Regions from separate parts of the Mus musculus genome. Here region 2 is linked to region 1. A link is a loop called in an ENCODE intact Hi-C map of the cell type or tissue named here. Cell type or tissue: heart. All regions are shown on one strand.

Evidence for each region. A loop is a pair of places that touch in the nucleus more often than their neighbours do. Peaks named below come from ENCODE experiments on the same cell type or tissue, not always from the same donor. Only the 100,000 strongest peaks of a DNase experiment are listed, where the experiment ranks them.
Region 2: a loop joins it to region 1, with 2.1 times the contacts of the local background. A loop is called at or near these places in 3 of 42 quality-filtered maps.

Annotation. Positions count from the first base shown.
Region 1 is chr16:45,889,811-45,897,810 of GRCm38, reverse strand. It overlaps a transcript of Phldb2 not described here. Among named protein-coding and RNA genes, the nearest start is that of Phldb2, 49 kb to the right of the region's middle. In heart, no CTCF peak of the experiment used is centred here; a DNase peak (open chromatin) is centred at 4,770; H3K27ac peaks cover 762 bases.
Region 2 is chr16:45,959,381-45,967,380 of GRCm38, reverse strand. Plcxd2 (phosphatidylinositol-specific phospholipase C, X domain containing 2) reads left to right here. Exons shown (of 4, transcript NM_001134480.1): 4 at 2,207-8,000. The coding sequence ends at 2,363. Gm15638 (predicted gene 15638) reads right to left here. Exons shown (of 3, transcript NR_152226.1): 2 at 405-507. Among named protein-coding and RNA genes, the nearest start is that of Gm15638, 18 kb to the right of the region's middle. In heart, no CTCF peak of the experiment used is centred here; a DNase peak (open chromatin) is centred at 3,340; H3K27ac peaks cover 742 bases.

The DNA of each region.
Region 1 (8,000 bases):
CTAAGTTTGAAGAATACATTAGAGTTGTATCTTTTATGTGACGCTAATCACAAGTTTTTATTAGTGTAATAAGGGCTTTGATGAAGAACATTCTGTACCAGACTCCTGTCGAACAGGTGCCTTGATTTGTTTCCCATTCCAGGTCTTAGACATATGACTCTATGGCTCCATTTTCCTATGACAGTCTTTTCAATGCCTATAGATCTGGGTGCTTCTACATTTTGTAAATGTGCAGAGCTACTCTCTGTAACACGTTTTATTGTCAGAGTTTCTCATTGTTGATCAGTGAACTTGCTTGAGAGTGCTATTTTACTACAATAATGATTTGTATTCCCTTGTTTCTGTTTTTGCTGAATATCTCTTTCCTATTTTTTCTTATGCATATATATATATATATCTTCTTTGTATAAAAGGAAATGTGTGGAGCAAGGAATTTGGGATTGGTGTGTGTGTGTGTGTGTGTGTGTGTGTGTGTGTGAGAGAGAGAGAGAGAGAGAGAGAGAGAGAGAGAGAGAGAGAGAGAGGAGAGAGAGAGAGAGATAAGACATACAGCTCTTGTGGTTAGATGTTAACTATTACCAAGATCTGAGCATTTGTTTTGAGTGGTAAAACAAAAAGACATCACAAGCTAATATATAAACAAGCAAACAAATGCAGGCCATGTGTATTGGGTGACTCAAACTCCAATTACAGCATTTCTGTGCACAGAAATCCAATTAAAACATTTGGAAGCTATTTATATGTATCATTGGATCTACTCTACAGAAAGATTAAAGAATTCATATTCTATCAAAATGAGTGCCTGTGTCACCATGACCTAAATTGTTATAAAAATGTGAGGCAATGGGACAGGATTCACTGAGCTGAGAAACCTCCATTCCTAGGCTTTGAATGTCAGAGCATTGGTTAACACTTATGCTCATCTTTGCCCATTGTCGTCTGATGTTGGCAAATGGGTTATGAAGCACATGAAAGTGGCGATAGAACCATCTGGAATGCCTTTGCCACCATTGCCTTTGATGGATCCCAGATGTTTAATGGACCACATGCTCTCCAGCTGTTCTCTATTCACTTCAGCCACAGCCCTGTTTTCAGGAACATCAAGTGTTCCTTTACTGCAGTCTACATATTTCCAGTTCTCTGCCACCATCACTATGAATGAGAACAAATCATGCCTAAAATATCTTTAAGGTGCCACAAACACCATCTATACAATCAAGGCACTTCAGCTTCCAGATAGGTAGATTTGGTTATTATGAAACGAAGGCTCTTTCTTCACTCTTGTCATGGGAAGTTCCATCTCAGTAATGCTAAAGAGCCACTTTTTCCTGAAAAGTCTGAGGAGAGGATGCATTTCCTAGGAAATCCATCTCAACAGATCATTATTGTCCAAATCCCGTGATCTATAACATCCACTTACACCTCCCTACATCCACAGCTGTTCACTTTTCAGTTTCTCCACAGTAAACTAGTGGGGGGTGGACACAAAACTAAATATATTAATAAAGAAAGAAACTTAAAATCCATTCCAAGCTCTACAGAACCACAAGCTTTCCAGCCACAGTCCCTGCTACTCTTCTCTAGTTGCTTTGCACAACCATTTGTTTGTTTTTATAGTATACCTATCTGCTATTTTTTCACTTTTAAGCTTTGAAGATGTTTTAAAGGCTTTTCTCCTATTTCTTTTTTTCTCTTATTGAAAATAAACTTTTATACACTATATTCTGATTGTGATTTCACTTTTGACAGCTCCTCCCAGTGCCTCCCCGCCTCCTCTCCCATCCCAAGCCACATCCTTTCTGTCTCTCATTAGAAAACAAACAGGCCTCTAAGGGATAATAATAAAATAAGATAAAACAAGACCAATCAAATCGAAATAAAACTAAACAACGTAATAGGAAAAACAAAGAAGATGAGAGGAGAAGGTAATCCATGAGCAAAACATATACACAGCTTGGCACACACGAAAATTCCATAAGAAACTACTAAACCAGAAGTCATAATATAGACACAAAGGACTTGTAAGGTTAGAAATGAGGGAGAACACGGAGAAGAAGAATGGGAGGAGGAAAAGACGGAGGGGAAGGAGGAAGAGGAAGGGGAAGGGGAGGAAGACAAGAAGAAGGAGGAGGAGGAAGAAAAGAAGAAGAGAAAGAAGAAGCAACAGCAGTAACAGCAGCAGCAGCAGACCTCACACAATTATGAGACAAAGAACCTGTTTTTACATCTAAGAATTCATCACACCCCATGACTTTACTTAATGCAGTTCGCTTAGCAAAGCTTTCTTTGACTCCAAACCAGGGTAACCCCTATCTAGTTCCTGTCTTTTTCTTTATTGACCTTAGCAGTGTCACAGTTTGTCATTGTCTATGTGCTCATTCAGTATTTGTATCTCAGACACTGTCCACATAGGACCAGTGTCTACCAGATAATAGAAATCCAAATGATTAATCAATAAAGAACAATGTGGAATTCTGCAAGGCATAAGTCTTTTTAGGCACACACACTGTCGTCGCAGGAAAATCTTGAGCAGCCCCACCTTTTCCTAATTCTCATCTCAGACAGTGGGTAACTAGAGACCCAGCCATCATGAGAGCATTTCTGTTTCATATTATCATCGGCTGCTATACTTGAAAGCAATTCAATCCATGTGTAAGATTCCATAAGGCAAGCTGTCCTGAGACAAAAGCAAAACGCCTTAGTTCTAAATCTGCTACCCTCTGTGTCTTTTTAAAATCTGCCCTATTTGTGGCACTGACGATACTTGGGATACCTCAGTGATGAGACAAATATGTTCACCAGCAGCCTCTGCCACCAGCCTCCACCAGCTTCTTCTCATTTCTCTATTAGCTTAGAAGGCATGGGCATGCAAGATCTCCCAAAACTTACAGGTATTCAGAGAGTCAAGGCTGGTTCTCAGTGTGATCATGAAGAGTTGGATGGATCACAAAGCAAGCAAAAGACTCAACAATAAATTATAACAAAAGAGTATTTGGCCATAAAAAAAAAACTAAATTGTGACATGTACTGAAATGCAGAGGAACCTGGGAAATGTTGCGCTAAGTCAAAGAAACCAGGCACAAAAGATCATGTAGTACATGATTCCATTTACATAAAGCATCCAGAAGAGACAAGTCTGTATATAGAAGGAAAGCAGATTTGGGGTTTTGTATAGTTAGAAAGATGGAAGAACAGGGAGGGACTGCTGACAAATGATGGGTTTGTTTGGGTGTTTTCAGAGTAATGATTAGACAAGTTATCGTTATGTGACTTTGTAAAGATAAAAACCACTGGACTGTTTATTATGTAAAGTGTGGATATTGAGAGTAAGTGAATTGTAGCTCAATATAAGACAATAAACTGACATTGGGACATATGATTGACATGTATAAAAATGTCAAATTTCTGAATACATATGATGCTGATGTTTGGCTCTTAACTATGGTTTTTTCCCAGTTTATAGTGATCTTCCAGAATGCTGCAGAGTTCTTCTGTCTGTAAAATTCCACAGAGCCCTGAACATGTATCTGAGAAGCCTTTTGGACCAAGGCAGGAGCTACGGGCAGTTCTGGTGGCTCTAACCTACCACAGGAGCTATTTAAGCCAAGGAGCAACCGGAATGAAAACCTTCCAGAAAACTCCACACTTTCTGTTACCCTAGATACCATCCAGTAACCTTTGTATGCCAACTCTTGCCTGAAAACCCACAATAACAAGCAACCTCTAGTTGTGTTTCTGCAGTTCTTCAAGAGACCTTGCGGTATTTGCTGCTTTCTGCAGCTGAGTTGGTCTCTAAGCCAGCACAGAGTAATATGACTTGTGACCTCTTGTGAAATGCTTGGTATTTGTCCTTCAGGGAAAACATTAACTCCTACTAATTGGACTAATAGCTAAATAGAGTGATCCCAGCCTGCCCTTACTTGTGGATCACAGGAACAGTTCTGAGACTCCTTTGCCTTTCCACATGCACTCAGGGGGAGTACATACATGCTTGTCTCTGTTTTTAAAGGAAAGGAAATGACCAGAGCACTTAAATTCCCACCTTGTAACTGCTAGCTAAGTTGTTTTTTCTTCTCTCTTGCTCCTTCAAAGGAATCAATCTTTCCTGGACTTATTTTCTTGCCCAGGGTATTGATGATGGGAATATGGGAACACAAGCATTTTTCTTTTTTTCTTTTTGTTCTTTCAGAAAAAATTAAACTTCAGGTTCTTCTTTCCTGGATTTATCAACACAACTAAATTGTAGTTAACATTAGAGAAAGAAAGAAGGGTTTAAAAAGGTAATGTTGTATAAGAGAGTCCCGTGAAAGCTAGCTAGAGCCCAGTTGTAAATTTGTTTTTTAGAGGCATATTTTTGAACCATCTCTAGGCACAGCAGAATTATGGCTTCTGTCCTTGGTCTGTAGAGTCATGCTCTGATTTTAAAATAAGGAGCCACATGCTACCTGGGAGTGGAGAACACTGACACAAAAGGCCCATCTTTCTTCTGAGAAGCTAAGAGGGCAGTGTCTAGCCAACGTCTCTGTGGTTCTTTAACTCTGGTTTGGATCAGAGTGCCTCTCCCTCTGTGATTGTTAGGGAATGGAATGTAAGGTTATGACTATGAAATTCTCTGCAATTCCAAGACCAGTTCTGCTGTAGCCAGGCTTCTAGTGTTCCTGTCAGCTCCAGTCTGATCCAGTCTCCCTCCAGGGCACACCATCTGCTGGCCAAACCTCTGGGATGGCTCAGAAATAGTCCCACCAGCAGCAGCAGCCTGGACACTGGCCTTTGAAGCAGTTTTCAATGAGCTAAAGATAACTGAATGGGGCTCCATCCTGCCAATCAGCAATCAGTGGCTGTGGTATGGGGGAGGGAGGAGGCAAGAAGGGAAAGGAATTCAGTTTAAGTCTCCAGCAATACATATTGCATACTGAGAATACCCCCACACAGCACACACACACACACACACACACACACACACACACACACACACACACACCATACCCAGCACACTTCCCTTCTCTCATCTCCTGACTCTCTTGCTTCTGAGAGTTCCCTTAGTTTCCCTAGACAATTTCACCTTTATTTTTCCCATATGTGTTTAAGACTTTATGTAGACATATGAAACATAGGAATCACAAATGAGAGAAAACGTAGCATGCCTCCTCCTAAGACTCACAGCTTAGCCTCTCTGACAGTATACACTGACATCAAGTATACTGAGAACTTATGTTAGTCTAAAGCAGTGGTTCTCAACCTTCCTAATGCTTCGGCCCTTTAATACAGTACTTTACATTGTGGTGCACCCCCAACCATAAAATTATTTTTGTTTCTACTTCATAACTGTAATTTTGCTACTGTTGTGAATCACAATATAAATATGTGATATACAGGATATTGGATTTGTGACTCTTGTGAAAGGGTCATTGAAACTCCCAAAAGGTCACGACTCACAGGTTGAGAACCATTGGCCTAGAGTAACACAAAATGCCCTAAGTCAGTACCTGCTTTATAATAAAGTGTCTGTCCCATGTGGTTTATTAAGTGATGTACTGACATCAAAATTCAGGATGGTTGTATGAATTCATTTCCATGCCATTGTAACTCTGAAACACTATGTTGAATCATCAAAATCAGAGACTGTCTACATGGTGAAATATTCTCCTATCCTGAGCAGATAGCTGTATGATTTTGGTAAATGTGTATATCTATGTACCTAAGCCCAAAACCCAGTTTAAAAAGTTTCAAAAAAATCTATTTCCTCATGCCTCTGTGTTAATTCTTCTACTTCCATACCTAACAACTGTCGACCTATCCTCTAGAGTTTCACCCTTTTAGAGAGGTCATACAAAATATGATCACCAGCTTCTTTAAAAAAAAAAAGATTTATTTATTTATTTTATGTCTGTGAGTACACTGTAGCTATCTTCAGACACAAGAAGAGGGAATTGAATCCCATTACAGAGGGTGGTGAGCCACCATGTGGTTGCTGGGAATTGAACTCAGGATCTCTGGAAGAACAGTCAGTGCTTTTAACCCCTGAGCCATCTCTCTAGACCCCACCAGCTTCTTTTTTTGTTCTTTGATCTCTTTGAGTTCATAAGATGAAGAAAATTGAAGTGAGAATTAAGAAGAACGTGTGGGAGACCTCATATTATTGCTAAGTCAGGGGAAAGCATGCATTGTAGATCCTCAGTAAGGCACTGGGCCACAATACCACCACACTCTGAGGACACAGAGAACCAGTGCAGAAATACCAGGCTTGGGCATCAGAGATGCTGTGATCTTGGCTCTGTAGTCTACACAACCAACTAAACATCTATGAAGCTCAACTATCCTCATATACTCTGCCCAGTGCATAGTTCTGATGTGAGGAATTCATTAATATACAAAGGTCATGACATAGGGCTAGACTGGCTTTCAAAATGGTTCTTCCCCATCATTAGAGAATGGTAGTTACTGCTGGATAGAAAGTCATTTAAATCACATTTTGTTAAGACAAATAGCATAAGGAAAAAATATAGTACATCTTAATAACTAAGTGATTGACTCTAAACATTGACTCATTAAATTTTAAAGAAGAATGTGTCTCAGAGACACACTATGATGGGGGTGATTTGTTTAGTATAGTTAGATGAACACTGCTCTATTTCCTTGCTAAAGGGAAGGCACTTTTTTCTTTTCTTTCCTTTCTCTTTTTCTAGTTTATGATTCTGTTTGCTTTGCCTAATTTTACTTCTCACTCAGCAGTTCTCAGTTATGACTGGACATTCACACCAGCTAGAAAGTGTTTAAAAATTACTTATGCCTGGGCCTGAGCCCAGAAATTGACTTCACTAGTCAGAGAAGGTTTCTGGCTAAGGGGGATGGCAAAGTTGCCCTTGGTGATAGCAATGCATAACCTGTGAGAAGAGCACACGAGTGAATTAAAACACCATCTGTTTGGGAGGCTCTAGGCAATGATCTCTCAGTTGTAGGCTAAATTGTCTTCACCAGTACACGACTTAGACAACTTAGAAAGACATACACTGACGAACCCACCTATGTCATGACTTGGTCCTTCTTCTAGTAGTTAGATAATTACATGCTCATGCAGGAAGGCTCCTTGTGAGTGACAGGAACTGTCTCCATTTGGAAAGAGCCTCTCCTCCACCTCCAGTCCTTCTGATGCCTCACCAGCTCCTAGTCAGAGTTAGGTGTCTAAATACATGGCCTAGAGCAGTGGGTGTGTGTCTCATGAGTATGAGTTGCAAGATGGTGCAGGCTGTTCCTCTAACTAAAAGTTCTGCCTACTTGTGAAGCCTAGACAAGCCTCGAGTCTCTTGCCCTCTCTGGTCTTCAAACAGTTTGTAGAATGAAAAAAGTTTATCTTAGGAATGCTAAGGAATTTTCCAGGAATTTTCCAGTTACCATAATGTTGCAATTTTTATGACTAACAGAATAATAATCAAATTACTTTATGTCTTGTTAACTTAATTGTTAGTGCTTAAACAAAGAAAAAAAGCATCTCATAAAATGAGAGTTTGGTTTTTTATTAAAATCGACACATACATGTAAATAATATATTTGTTTGAGGCGTATATTTAAGCTATATTTCCCAATAAATGTAAGGCCTCACTCTGTACTTTGTAGATGGTACTAATAGATATTTAATCAAGGATTTGCTGCATTCGTAAACCATAATTCCTAGCTGATGTGAATGTCCAGCCATACGTTACTGGCACCATGCTAGTTAATTGATTTACTGATTGACTAGCTGTCTTATAAAATGGAGCATGCCATTAGCTGTTACCCTATGAAACTCGGGAGACTTGAGTGATGTTCGTATCCCTGGGAAAAAAATCACTTAACTACAAGTGCCAGAAGAAACTTCTACTCTGGAATTAAAGGAGAGTTTGTTTAAAGAAAGGAAAACAACTTTAAATAGTACAATAAATATTTTCCTCTGCTTGGGGGTGACCTGTGCTCAACCTCTGCCTTGTGAAAATACTGTCTTCAAGCCTGTGGTTTTGCAGCAC
Region 2 (8,000 bases), 70 kb before region 1:
ATACTATCTTTCTGATTGATCCTGTTTCACAGGGAAGAGTAGCTGACAGACAAGGAATTGTAGTCAGTTAAGATCATCAAGCGTCCCAACTAAAAGTAGAAGGACTTTTGTACCACAACCAGCTAATACAATTTTTTTCTAAAAAAGTGATTTGATCAATAAGACTATTTCAACTCATGGCAGTGAAGTCTCTGCTGACTGAGAGAAGAGCTGAGGTCTTAACATCACTTTTTCTAGAAGACTACGAAATGAGGGTACATCAAGCTTCAGTGGAGGATAGAAATGGGGTGCGGGGAGAGCCAGAGAGTAACAGAAGAGAGGGACGGACCATGGATGTTAGCTAGAGCAAATCCAACCCAAGGGATTCCTAGACGTGCAATAATCAACTGTAGGCCAGTTTCTACCTTCCTTTGCTGGGTATTTCGTGAGCTGTGTTTACTGTTACAAGATAGCCAGTAGCCTTGATGGTTCTTCTCTTCCTCTGTGGCTCCTCACACGTAGGTCACACTGGAATGAAAGTGTTATTTACATCATGAGCTCTGAGCCTCTGACACACCGGAAGTCTTCTGTTTATCAAATAACCCCAGCAACTGTATTCAAGAGACAGCTGATTAAATATTAATCTACTAAAGAGCCATGAGCAGTACGAGGATAACTATCTCTGTGGAAAGTGAACCCTGGCCTTTTGTAAAAAAAATTAACTGGTAGTTTTTAAAAAGTAAGATAAAGGTGAATCCGCTGAAGCTTTCAGAAGGAACTGTGGAAGGAAGGAAATCTTTGTGAATTGGAAGTGAATGTGTTTCTTAAGCAAATCACAGAAATTTAAAAAAAAAAAATGATGGGGGATTGGAGGGATGGCGGGAGTTACGAGCACTCACTGGAGAGGTGGCTAAGCCGAAGACACAAGTTCAGCTCTCAGCCTATAACTTCAGCTCCAGGGGATCCAACTCCCTCTTCTAGATTCTGTGAACACCTCTGCACACACATGCACATACCACCATGAGGTCACACACACACACACACACATGCATACATACACATGTACATGCCCCCATAAGGACATAGCCACATAAATAAATCTTTTTAAAGAAAAAAGATAACAAATTGCACTCCATCAAAATTAAGAAATCCAGGCTTATCAAAATATTTTGTTGAGAAAAATACAAGGTAAAAGAAATGTCTGCCAAATATATCTGACAAAAGGCTAGTATCCCAGATGTAAAAATGTTTCTAAAACTTAACATTTAAAAGAAGAAAGAAGGAATAATATCAAGCCATATTGTGTGAAACTCTCAGAGAACAAATACAAAACTGGAAAATAATAAAAAATGATTAAAAAGTAGGTGGAAGAATTGTTAAAGTGATGAATACATGGATACTTGCAAGAAAAGGGCACACAAATCCAGTCTGTATTCCCAGCAATCCTTCTGCTTCAATCTTCCATAGGCTAGGATCACAGACATGCATGAGTGGCCACACTTATTTTAGAATGACTAGATTTCACAACAGTAATGGGACCAATTTTTAGGGAGAACTTTAACGGTCCGGAGCTTTCCTGTTCTGTTGTTGCAACTGTAAAGTGGGGTGGCCCCCTCGAGGAAAGCTCTGGCAGTTTCTTATAAAACTAAATATAAATAAACCCTTGATTTTTATCCAAGTAAAATAAAAGATGATGCCCATAAAAAAGACTCATAAAAGAATGCCCATAATAGTTTATTCATAATGACTGCGAATTAAAAACAGTCTGTGTGCCTATCAATAGGAAAATGGATAGGTTGTGTTGTATTCATACAGAACGACGGTGATGTGCTGATAGATACGTGGCAAGCAAAATAGTAAAATAGCAAGAGATAGGGGCGGGTCCATTTACTGTAAAACCTCATTCAATTTGCCATCTGTTTGAATTTTTTTATGAGGAACCCTAAGAACCTAACAATAGAGGACTGATGGACTCTGTGTTACGAGGTCCTTCCTGTTAATGTGGCTGTCCATTTGATGCTAGAAGCAGATAGTCATTTGCATAACAGAAACCTTGGAGAGGTTAGTTCTGGTGGAAGCCTGATCAGTATGCATGGAGATATAAGGCTTATGTGTTTCTGACACACATTGTGTCGTGACAGAAGCGGCTCATGCCCTTTGCTGCTCTTGTCACTTTAACCCTAACTATCTGTTTATCCTCTTTTCACCTAACCCTTTCTCCATGTAGGAATCTCCCTGCCATCCTTGATTGGGTGAAGACTCAAAAGCCTGGCGCCATGGGTGTCAACATCATCACATCTGACTTCGTGGACCTGATAGACTTTGCCACGACTGTGATTGAGTTGAACGACCTCCTAGAGGATCGAGCTCTGACTAAGTGTTGAATTCATGCTTTGTTTAATTTGAGGTTGAGGTTGTTGATATAAGGTAGGATTCTAGAGGGTTCTAGGAAAGATGACTCACTTGTAGGCAGTCACGGGGAAGTGAGGAAGGAAAAGAAGGCCCTCTCTTTCCTCACATAGCTACTTGGACTTAAAAAAAAATCTAAGGGGTTTCCATGCATTTTCCCCCAAAGACACTTTTACAAACTTAAGTCTAAGAGAAGAATGCATGTTTCCTATGGTTAACATCAGGATCTCCCCAGTGGCTTGTGGTGGCAAATGGAAGATGGAAGCATCCTTTTCAGGTTCTGTGGGCTATGCAACATCCTAACTGGCCCAGCTTCCTCTTGTCTTCTGTGGTCATTTGAGCCTGTGTGAAGACTAAGTCAGAAAGGCATTCCTGGTCAGAAGAATGGCACATGTGAGCGTGGACCATCCTGAGAGCTCTCTGCCATCAACCCAGAGCTCTAAGGGGCTCCTATGGAGCCAAGAACCAGGTCTCTCATGAACTGTACAGTATCACCACTTTCTACGAGAGCAAGATATGTTTATTATCACAGTGCTCAGCCACAGGCTGGCTCTGCATATCTTGGGCTAGAAGTGGGCACCTTTATTCTTCATATAAGCAGTGCACCCTACCCTTGGCATCAGAAAAAGTATTTTCTTATTTTAATGTATTTTGGGCCCTATCTTTAAAATGATAGGGACAGTAGTTGGAAAGTCTTTTCTGTGAGGGCCCAATACAGACTAAACATGCATGTTGGTTGCATGCCAGAGTTCTTTGATTTCGTTCTGTATCCTTCTCCCCAAACGACTATCAGGCAAGTACCTGGATCATTTTGGCCAAGTCCTCTGGAGTGAGGTCTTCAAGCCTGAGAGCAGAATCCTGTCTTATTGATTATCTGTCTGGGACCTGGTCTGCTGCACGACACAATGCTTGTCTATGACACCATGGAGGAGGCTGACACAGGATGCGTGGGAACGTGCAATGGAATTGAAGGACGATGGTCCAAGTGGGTTTGGAGCCAGTCTGTAACTCCTTGCAAACAAGACTACCTCGGGGACATTTAGCATGACTCGTATGTCATCCAGTGAGGGAAAAAAAAAGCAATGCTGGACATTTCTGCTTGTTTTTCCATTTAGTCTACTTCCTGTGAGTTGTTCAGCCAACTGCCTTTGCATGAGGGCTTGGAGACACAAGGGGAACTTTTTTTTTTAATTGATAAGAGGTGCTTTTTATTGATAAGAGCCCTCTTTTGTTTCATTTGCTTTGTTTGAGTATTTATTAATTTATTTATTCATAGAGTAAGGATCTGCAGTGTTCCCTGCCTGAAGAACACTCACAGATGTTTGCTGGACTTTTCCTACCCAGGATGCTGCTGTGGTCATCCACTCATGCACTGCATGGCGCATCTCAGGGGCTGTGAGTGACCTCGTAACTTTGCTGTAGGTGCCCTACCGCAACCCCAGTCCTGCTGGGGACAATGTATAGGTGTGGATGTGATCCAGATATAGGAAGCTACTGCCAAAGGCATGCACAGGGACAGAAGTGAAAGGGTCATGAGAAACTATACTACACAGGCGTATAGAGCATTGGGAAGAGTAGAACTAGGAATAATGGCTGAGCATACACGTGAGTGTGCTTTGCTAACCTTCAGCCCTATTTGAGAATCCCTAAGGAGTGTCAGATTCCACATTCCTAAGGAGGAATATAAACAGGCAGGGCTGGGTGGGCATGCATATTTACAGAGATTGCTGGACCTTCTAGTACTTCTCACGTCTCTCCCTTTGATTGCCTTGTCAGTTGTGCATGCTGCCTGCCGGTGGGGATATCTTGGGTGAGCTATTGAAAACATGCATGCCCCGAATGGCTGACCATCTGACCTTTCTTTCCCTAATGTAATTTAGGCCTTGACTTTTTACTTCCATAGTTCACGGAGGCCACAGCACAAAGGCCTCTGAGAAAACCTGATTTGGCTTCTCCTGTTCTTGAGTTTGAATCCTGCCCAGAGGTGGCTTCTGGAATGTTCTTGTCAAACTTGGCAGAGCCTTTCTGCACAGGGCTTCCTCATTGTGTAGGAGTGCATACCCTCACCATCTTCATTTCCCTTCCGTTGTGATGCTCTACAGAGAGGCTCCCAAAACCTTAGCCTACCCTCAGGTTTTTATTTTTGTTTTTTTATTGTTGCATTCTTTTTTGGTTTTGGTTTTAACTATCAGTTAGTTACAAGGGACTAGATCACTCCCTTCTGTTAACCCTTTGTTACTTGGCAAAGAGATAAGGAGGCAACAGGAGAGGCATTCTGCTCTGTTTTATTTGCGCCTCAGCTTTGTCCGGGTGCTTGGTGCTATGGAGCCTGGTGTGTCAGCACCAAATGGATACCAGTTTCACTTTAAGGCTGCAGACTGTTCTGTGAACTGTTTACTTCGTTTTCTCCCTTTGCTCTTAAATACACAGTTGTATTTCACTTCTGACATTTAAGTACACCTCAGTGTTTGCATCCTGCACCATCAAGTCTAACACAGAAGCACAGAGCACTTCCAAGGCCACGTGTATGGGCCCCTTCTCCCACAGTGAGTACATGAATGTATATCACCGGCTCATCCATGCTGCGTTAGGGTCCCAGCCTCGCTGTTATTCTGAACATCTGAGAGGTAGGGAGAGGATTATTCACAGTTCCTCCCAGGGATTACTCAACTCTGCCCCAAGAACAGGCTTCCAATGTTGGAAAAGCTGCATGCATTGAAGCTGTGCCTTGAAGACCAGGCAGAAACTTAAGTGAATTGGACAGAGAAAAAGTAGAACATGGGCCCCAGAGCTCATTCTGCCATAGTTTTCAAGTGAGAGCTCTGACCCAAATATATCACATGTTCTCTAATATCGGGGGAGTCATTCAGATTTTAAAAAAAGGTTCTCATAGTTATTCAGAATCAACTTCAAGAGCAGCTAAAATGCTGCTTGATTAACTTAGTTGGGGTTCATTCCTGTTTGGAAATTTAACTGGGTTCTTCCTGAACTCTACACCATTCCAACACAGCCATATTTTCTTAATGGCCCAGACCTAGATGCCCCTAGGTCTCTGTGGCTTAGAATGGTGTCTCAGGGCTTGAATACTGAGTTTATCAGAAGTTCCAAGTATGTTATGGATGGAGACAATTTTCTTCGGATTGAATGGAGAAGTCAGGATGGATGTGATGGAAGAGATTGGTGAGTGTTTAAGGATTTGGTCTGAGATCATGGCAGATCTTAGAAGTCATGCAAAAAAAATACTTATATTTGCTGCATAAGATTTGATAGTGATTGTTTTCTCTAGTGCTGGGTCCAGACCCTGAATTTTTTAGAACTGTTAATCTAGAGTTTAGAGTTCAAATCCAATATTTTATATGCATGCAAAGAAAAGCACATGACCTGAGGAGAGATAATGACAGACCTTAAGAATCCTGGATATTTTTTTATAGTCTCATGTTCATGTCTGGAAATTCATGCTTCTATTTAGGAAGGCAATGAAATGAAGCATTCTGAGATGAAATGAAGCTTTCTGATGTGTCTGGATATTTGCATTTTTTCCAGTTGTTAGGGTTAGGGTCAAGGGTCAGGGGTTAGGGTTGTGGTCAGTGGTCAGAGGTTAGGAGGCATCTCCAAAGAGACATAATACACATAAGCACAAAGTGTAAGGTGGAGACCCAGAAGAAATCCAGGCTGAAAGGAAACTGCTGTTTCCTCTGAGAAGCAAAAGGACTGCATGCTGACATCATTTTTATGATGTCCTTGATTGTTTGTTATGTTCTGGGAAACAGAACTGACTAATGAATGAGCCACGGTCACGAGATCTCCCTTAACTGAGCAACTGGTCCTGGGCTAAGCTGTCATTGGTTCTTCCATCTTTAATAATGACACAAATCTCAGGTGGCTGATTCATAAATTACGAGGTCCTAGAGCTCAGCCTGAATGCCTTGTGCTCTAGGGATGCACCCTTAGCATGATTCTCCCTTTTGTGCACATGTGCAGAGAATATGGTTAGAGTCATGCAAGAATGTGGTGCAGGCCGATGGAGTTCAACGATGTGTTGTACGTTTCAGGGTGGACATAATGTGTGGGGCTCAATGAAATCTGCCAAAATGTACATGGGCCCCTGGGAGGCAGGTTTTCTCTAGAGGAAACAGTAGACATTGAGAGTATCAAACATCCAAGCTGACAGGAATCTCATTTGGTGCAGCATAGAAGAGCATAGATGTCCTTGTCAATTTCATTACCTGTCTAGCGAATCTTAACCCTCTACCACAGCTGCTTCCTTGTAGGTGATTCCACAGTTTCATTTCTCAGTAGTGTCACCTTAGGACACAGGGAGAGTGGACTGATTGAATAGCAAGTGGTGTCAGTATAAACTTCTCCTCAATTCCAGAAGGTTCTAATCAGCTTGTGACTGCCCCAAGAGACCTCCTACGTCCACAGCCTTTGGATTCCCCAGCTTCCTGCTGCACACACTGACACTAACGGCCATGTCTCTTGAGCTAGCCTAACTCCGAAGCAACCCTACAATGATGCTATTGATTCTTCCTTTAAAAAAAAAAAAAGGAAAAAAAAAACTATGTCTTAGACAGTGTAAAAATATTCTAAATTTTATCAAACTCATTTTAAAACAAAATGGTTCGAATAAGACAATTCTCTCTTCTCTTTGGGCGAAATTCGGAAGCACATTTGTTGAGGCAACTGCATCAGTCGACTCGAGGCAGTTTCCCATCGTCCTTCCTCATTCCCTTCATAGAAAGCTACTTTTCCCCCTCTTGTCACTAGCATCTCCATCATCTGCCAATGACCGCGTCACAAGATGCTGACAGAGACTCTGCTCTGTCCATGTTGGTGGTTGCTCTTTAGCCTTCTCCAATGCACTATTCTGCCTCCTGATCCCACCCAGTCATTAGAACTATGCTTAATTAGAGCCCTGAAATTGGGACCAATGTTCAATTCATATAGCACAGGCTTGCTCACAGTGTTAAGCCCACTAAGAAGCATAACACTTTGAAAAGTCATATAGGCCTTTGGCAACTCTGTATAGTTGCAATGTCACACCTGTTATCGGTTTATAGCACTAATAATATGTCAAAGATAGATCTATAGTATCAAGATGATAACTCTTAGATCATGTTCTAGAAATAATAATACCTTGCTGCTATTATTACCCCAGTATGAATAAGTATTAAATGCAGATTGTATATGCATTATTTGTATTATGTACATACCAACTGTAATACTTAGCCTCCCTGATCAGTAATTTAAAATTACAGAAATTGTCATAGTAAAAATCAGTCTTGGTCAGTTCAGATAATTTGTGCATCTGATAAATGCTGTAATGGAGATTATATTTTGTCTTCTATTCATTGATTTACACTACGATGCATGTGGTTTGCTAAACTTAAGAAATAATAATCAATTTTTACCAATTTTAAGGTTAGAGATAAAATTGTGCATATATGCTACTTGACACTCTGAGATGTATCTTGTGGCCTGATTGTCAATGTCATATACACTTCACCTGCCTTCTTTCCCTCTAGGAAGTAGTTGTTGAATTGCATCTCTTCTTTCTTGAAACCTGGATTAAATCACTTGATTCATCCTAAACTATTGTGAAGCCACAGTAC